2 separate regions of the Homo sapiens genome follow, and region 2 is linked to region 1. A link is an interaction called in ENCODE POLR2A ChIA-PET data of the cell type or tissue named here. Cell type or tissue: OCI-LY7. All regions are shown on one strand. Links, peaks and the distances in the headings refer to the core of each region. The heading gives the core; the rest is flanking DNA.

What was found. ChIA-PET counts read pairs that join two places held together with the same protein. Peaks named below come from ENCODE experiments on the same cell type or tissue, not always from the same donor. Only the 100,000 strongest peaks of a DNase experiment are listed, where the experiment ranks them.
Region 2: POLR2A ChIA-PET joins it to region 1 with 7 read pairs; 9 of 35 experiments call an interaction of 5 or more read pairs at or near these places.

What each region holds. Positions count from the first base shown.
Region 1 is chr20:53,891,350-53,894,261 of GRCh38, reverse strand. No RefSeq gene overlaps it. Among named protein-coding and RNA genes, the nearest start is that of BCAS1-AS1, 23 kb to the left of the region's middle. In OCI-LY7, for the core only: no CTCF peak of the experiment used is centred there; DNase peaks (open chromatin) are centred at 361, 791 and 1,191; H3K4me3 peaks cover 1,162 bases; H3K27ac peaks cover 2,438 bases.
Region 2 is chr20:53,635,653-53,638,564 of GRCh38, reverse strand. No RefSeq gene overlaps it. Among named protein-coding and RNA genes, the nearest start is that of ZNF217, 43 kb to the right of the region's middle. In OCI-LY7, for the core only: no CTCF peak of the experiment used is centred there; no DNase peak of the experiment used is centred there.

The sequences.
Region 1 (2,912 bases), core at 224-2,723:
CATTATGTATTACTTTTTTTTCTTTTTTTTTTTTTTGTGGTGGAGTCTCGCTCTGTTGCCCAGGCTGGAGTGCAGTGATGCGATCTTGGCTCACTGCAACCTCTGCCTCGTGGGTTCAAGCAATTCTTCTGCTTCAGCCTCCCGAGTAGCTGGGATTACAGACGCACGCCACCACGCCCGGCTAATTTTGGTATTTTTAGTAGAGACGAGGTTTCACCATGTTGGCCAGGCTGATCTCAAACTCCTGACTTCAGGTGATCCGCTCGCCTCGGCCTCCCAAAGTGCTGGGGTTACGGGCATGAGCCACTGCACCTGGCTGTATTACTTTTAATAGTTGTGTATTTTCATGAACACATATATACTTAAGGGTGGAGGGTGGGGTGGGGAGAGGATGGAAAAACTACCTATTCGTACTATACTTATTACCTGGGTGGCAAAATAATCTGTACACCAAAACCCCATGACACACAATTTACCTATATAACAAACCCGCACGTGTACCCCTGAACCTAAAAAAAAAGTTTAAAAAAAGCATTCTTTAAAAAAAAAAACGGTATGTATTTTTTTCACAGTTTCTATCTGTGGCAAGAAAATCAGCCTCCCATTTACCATAGTGACATAAAGTTTCCTTTTTATGTCAGTGTAGTCAATATCCAAATAATGAAAGAAAAATCTTAAGTCAACACTAAACAAGGCAGCAAGAGATATGGCAAAAATCATGAAGTTCATATGTGAGCAGCGGCATGAGAGACACTGTGGTAGACCACATCTGGTGATTCAAATCGCCCAGCAAGATGGTCAAGGGGCCCCTTCAAGGGTTGCAGACAGTGACAGTCTTGTGATTCACTCCCACGTTCTTCATAAGTGAATCTTTCCTTTCTCTGGGTACACATTGACCTATTCCTTCATGAATTTCTTAACCACAAATTAGAACCATGTTATGACCGTCTTGGTCTCCAATTTTTCATCTTTCCTAACTTCCCCCTTGATGTCATTAACTGGTGTGTGTGTGTGTGTGTGTGTGTGTGTGTGTGTGTGTGTAAAAGACAGAGAAAGAAAGGCTGAGGGAGAGAGGGAGAGATGCTTGTGAACAAAGACCATACATGCCTCTCTTGTTCACACCACCTGCTTCAATAATGGACATGTGGGAGTGGCTTAATAGTGATCGTTTACCGTGTGCTATGCATGCATGATTGTTTCTAATCCACCCAGCACTTGGCAAGGCAGATAGTATCACACTACGATTTTTACAAATGAGGAGGAACTTGAGGCTTACAGGGGTGAGGTGGACCCAAGTGGAAGCAGCTAATGTGACAATATTAGAAGTTGAACCTGGGTAGCCTAAACTTAGAGCCTAGATCTAAACCCTTACCCCATTGTCACCCACTTTAAAAGATGCCAGGGAGAGGAGGGGAGGGGAGGGGAAGGGAGAGGGGAGGGGAAGGGAGGGGGAGGAGAAGGGAGGGGAAGGGAGGGGGAGGAGAAGGGAGGGGAAGGGAGGGGAGGGGAGGGGAGGGGAGGGGAGGGAAAGAGAAGGGGAAAGGGAAAGGGGAGATAGAGGCAACAATATTATTTTTATTTTTTATTTTTTTGAGACAGAGTCTTGCCCTGTCACCCAGGCTGGAGTGCAGTGGCACAATCACAGCTCACTGCAACCTCTGCCTCCTGGGTTCAAGTGATTCTCCTGCCTCAGCCTCCCAAGTAGCTGGGATTACAGGTACCCACCACCATACCCAGCTAATTTTTGTATTTTTAGTAGAGATGAGATTTCACCATGTTGGCCAGGCTGGTCTTGAACTACTGACCTTAGGTGATCTGCCCACCTCAGCCTGCCAAAGTGCTGGGATTACAGGCATGAGCCACTGCGCCAGGCCAATAATATTGTTTTTAAGCTACCTAACTAAACTTCCATGTCTTGGGTTCTCTTTTGCACTAAGCATTGGACAGACATCATCTCTATTCCTCATCTAAAATCTCTGCTCAGAGGAAGCTTGACTTGGAGACAGGGTAGAGGTTTGCTATTTAGTCATTTGCTGTCAGGACGGAAGTCGTTAAAGTCAGGCAAGCTATAGTTCCAATCTTGAATCTGCCATCTAAAAGCCGAGTAACCTTGGGCTCATTATTTATACTGCCCAGGCCTCGGTTTCCCCATCTATAATAGGGATGATGATGCCTACTCCATCAGGTCCTACAGGGATCAGATGATATCATGTGTCTCCTGTGCCTGCTTCATAGCATGTTCTTGGTGTATGGTTGCTGTAATTATTGCTGTTGCTGTTACCATTATCCACACACCTTATAAGTCTTGGAACCAAACTATCAACCTAGGGCCATTTTAAGAGAGTAAGGAGCTTATGAGTTAAAGTTGGACTTGAACATCAGGGAGTGCAATCAGCAGAACAATGGCTCTCTAAAAATATCCACATCCTAATTCCCAAAACCTATGACTGTGTTCCCTTGCATGGCAAGAGGGAATTAAGATTGTAAACAGAATTAGCTTGACTCATCAGCTAACCTTAAAATAAGGAGTTCAGCTTGGATTATCCAAGTGGCCCAGTGTAATCTCATAGGTCCTTAAAAGTGGAAGAAGAAGACAGTCAAGTAGTCAGAAAGAAATGTGACTCTAGAAGAAAGGCACAGAGAGAGCCAACGCTGCTGGCTTTCAGTGGAGAAGAGGCCATGAGCCAAGGAATGTGGGCAGCCTCTAAGGCTGGAAAAGGCAAGGAAACAGATTCTCCTCTTGTACATCCAGAAGGAACTGGCAAAACCTTGATTTTAGCTGCATGAGACTTGTGTTGGACTTCTGACCTCTGGAACTGTAAGCTAATGCATTTGTGTTGTTTTAAGCCACTTAGTGCTTAAGGACATTTGTTATCCTTAAGCCATAGGAAACTGATACAATGAGAGAAGAC
Region 2 (2,912 bases), core at 120-2,619, 260 kb after region 1:
TCAAAACTGCCATGGCGGGTGGGTGCAGTGGCTCACAGCTATAATCCCGGCACCTTGGGAAGCCAAGGTGAGAGGATCACCTGAGGACAGGAGTTTAAGACCAGCCTGGGCAACGTAGTCAGACACTATCTCTACAAGAAATTTTAAAATTAGCCAGGCATGGTGGCTCATGTCTGTAGTCCCAGCTACTTGGGAGAATGAGGTGGGAGGATCACTTGAGGCCAGGAGGTTGAGGCTGCAGTAAGCTATGATTGCACCACTGTGCTCCAGCCTGGATGACAGAGCAAAACCCTATCTCTCTCTCTCACACACACACACACACACACACACACACACACACACACACACACACCTGCCATGGCTCCCATCTGCCTCAGGCTAGGAGCAAAGACTGTGCGTGATCTGGTCCATCCTTGCTTTCTGACCTCATCCACTCTGCTCCAGTCATAGTGAGTTTCATGCCTTGCCAAGAACACAGCAGACATCCTATTTCAGGGTCTTTGCATTTGCTGTGACATCTGCTAGAATATTCCCCCAGATAAATGCATGACTGGCTCCCTCACCTGCCTCAGGTGTCTCTTCAAATGACATCTTAGGGCAGGAGTCAGCGAATGGTTAAAAACCAGAGAGTAGGCTGGGCGTGGTGGCTCATGCCTATAATCCCAGCACTTTGGGAGGCCAAGGAGGGCGGATCACCTGAGGTCGGGAGATCAAGACCATCCTGGCTAACACGGTGAAACCTCTTCTCTACTAAAAATACAAAAAATTAGCCAGGCCTGGTGGCACATGCCTGTAATCCCAGCTACTCAGGAGGCCGAGGCAGGAGAATCGCTTGAACTTGAGAGGTAGAGGTTGCAGTGAGCCAAGATCGCACCATTGCGCTCCAGCCTGGGCAACAGGAGCGAAACTCCCTCTCAAACAAACAAACAAACAAACAAACAAACCAGAGGGTGGATATTTTAGGTTCTGTGGGCCACAGGGTCTCTGTGGCAGATACTCAACTCTGCCTTTGTCAGGCAAAAGCAACCACAGACAGTAAGTAAACCAATGAGCATAGCTGTGTTCCAATAAAACTTCATTGATACCGGGCACGGTAGCTCACGCCTGTAATCCCGGCACTTTGGGAGGCTGAGGCAGGTGGATTACCTGAGGTCAGGAGTTCAAGACCAGCCTGGCCAACATGGTGAAACCCCATCTCTACTAAAAATAAAAATTAGCCGGGCGTGGTGGCACACCCCTGTAATCCCAGCTACCCGGGAGGCTGAGGCAGGAGAATTGCTTGAGCCCAGGAGGCAGAGGTTGCAGTGAGCCGAGATCATGCCATTGAACTCCAGTCTGGGCAACAGATCGGGACTCAGGGTAAAAAAAAAGAAAAAAAAAAAAAAAAGAAACTTCACTGTGGGCACTGAGATAGAATGTCACATAAGTTACTTTCAGGTGTCAGAAAACATTCTTCCTTTGACTTTTTTCAACTATTTAAAAATGTAAGACAATTCTTAGCTTGCCATTGTACATAAACAGGCAATAGGCTGGATTTGGCCTCAGTCCGTAATTAGTTGACCCCCTGCCTTAGGGAGTACTTCCCTGGCCATGCTCTCAAAAATTACAAACACACACACAATCCCTATTCAACCTATCCCTTTTCCCTTTCCTTTCCTTTCCTTTCCTTTCCTTTCCTTTCCTTTCCTTCCTTTCCTTCCTTTCCTCCTCCTCCTTCTTCTTCTTCCTCTTTTTCTTCTTCTTCTTCCTCTTTTTCTTCTTCTTCTTCCTCTTCTTCTTCTTTTTTTTTTTTGTTTTTGAGACAGGGTCTTGCTCTGTTGCCCAAGCTAGAGGGCAATAGCATGATCATGGCTCACTGCAGACTCAACCTCCTGGGCTCAGGTGATCCTTCCACCTCAGCCTCCCGAGTGGCTGGGACCACAGGCATGTGCCATCAAGCCTGGATAACTTTTTAAAAATTTTTGTAGAGACAAGGTCTTGGTACATTGCCCAGGCTGGTCTCAAACTCCTAGCCTCAAGCAATCTTCCTGTCTCAGCCTACCAAAGTGCTTAAATTGCAGGTATGAGGCACTGTACCTCGCCTTTTCTTTTCTTCCTTTTCATTTCATTTCTTTTCTTTACTCTTCTCTTCTTTCTCTTTTCTTTCTGTGGCCGGCCTTTCCTTTCTTTTCTTTCTTTCTCTCTTTCTTTCTCTTCCTTCCTTCTTTCCTTCCTTCCTTCCTTCCTTCCTTCCTTCCTTCCTTCCTTCCTTCCTTCCTTCCTTCTTCTTTCCTCTCTCTGTCTCACTCTGTCATCCAGGCTGGAGTGCAGTGGCACATTCCTAGCTCACTGCTGCCTCGAACTCCTGGGCTCAAGGGATTCTCCTGCCTTAGCCTGCCCCTGAAGTAGCTGAGAGTACAACTGGGCGCCAACATGTCTGGCTAATTTGTTAATTTTTTTTTCTTTTTTTTTGTGGCCGAGCTCAGTGGCTCAGGCCTGTAATCCCAGCAATTTGGAAGGCCAAGGCGGTGGATCACCTGAGGTCAGGAGTTCGAGACCAGCCTGATCAATATGATGAAACCCCGTCTCTACTAAAAATACAAAAATTAGCCGGGTATAGTGGCATGCACCTGTAATACCAGCTACTAGGGAGGCTGAGACAGGAGAATCGCTTGAACTGGGGAGGCAGAGGTTGCAGTGAGTCCAGATCATACCATTGCACTCCAGCCTGGGCAACAAAAGCGAAACTCTGTCTCAAAAAAAAAAATTTTTTTTTTAAGAAATGGAGTCTTGCTATGTTGTCCAGGCTGCTCTTGAGCTCCAGGCCTCAAGCGATTCTCCCAGTTTGCCCTACCAAAGCATTGGAATTACAGGCAGGAGCCACTGCACCCGGCCCTATCCTTCTTTCTTAACAGCTTATCATCATTTGCCTT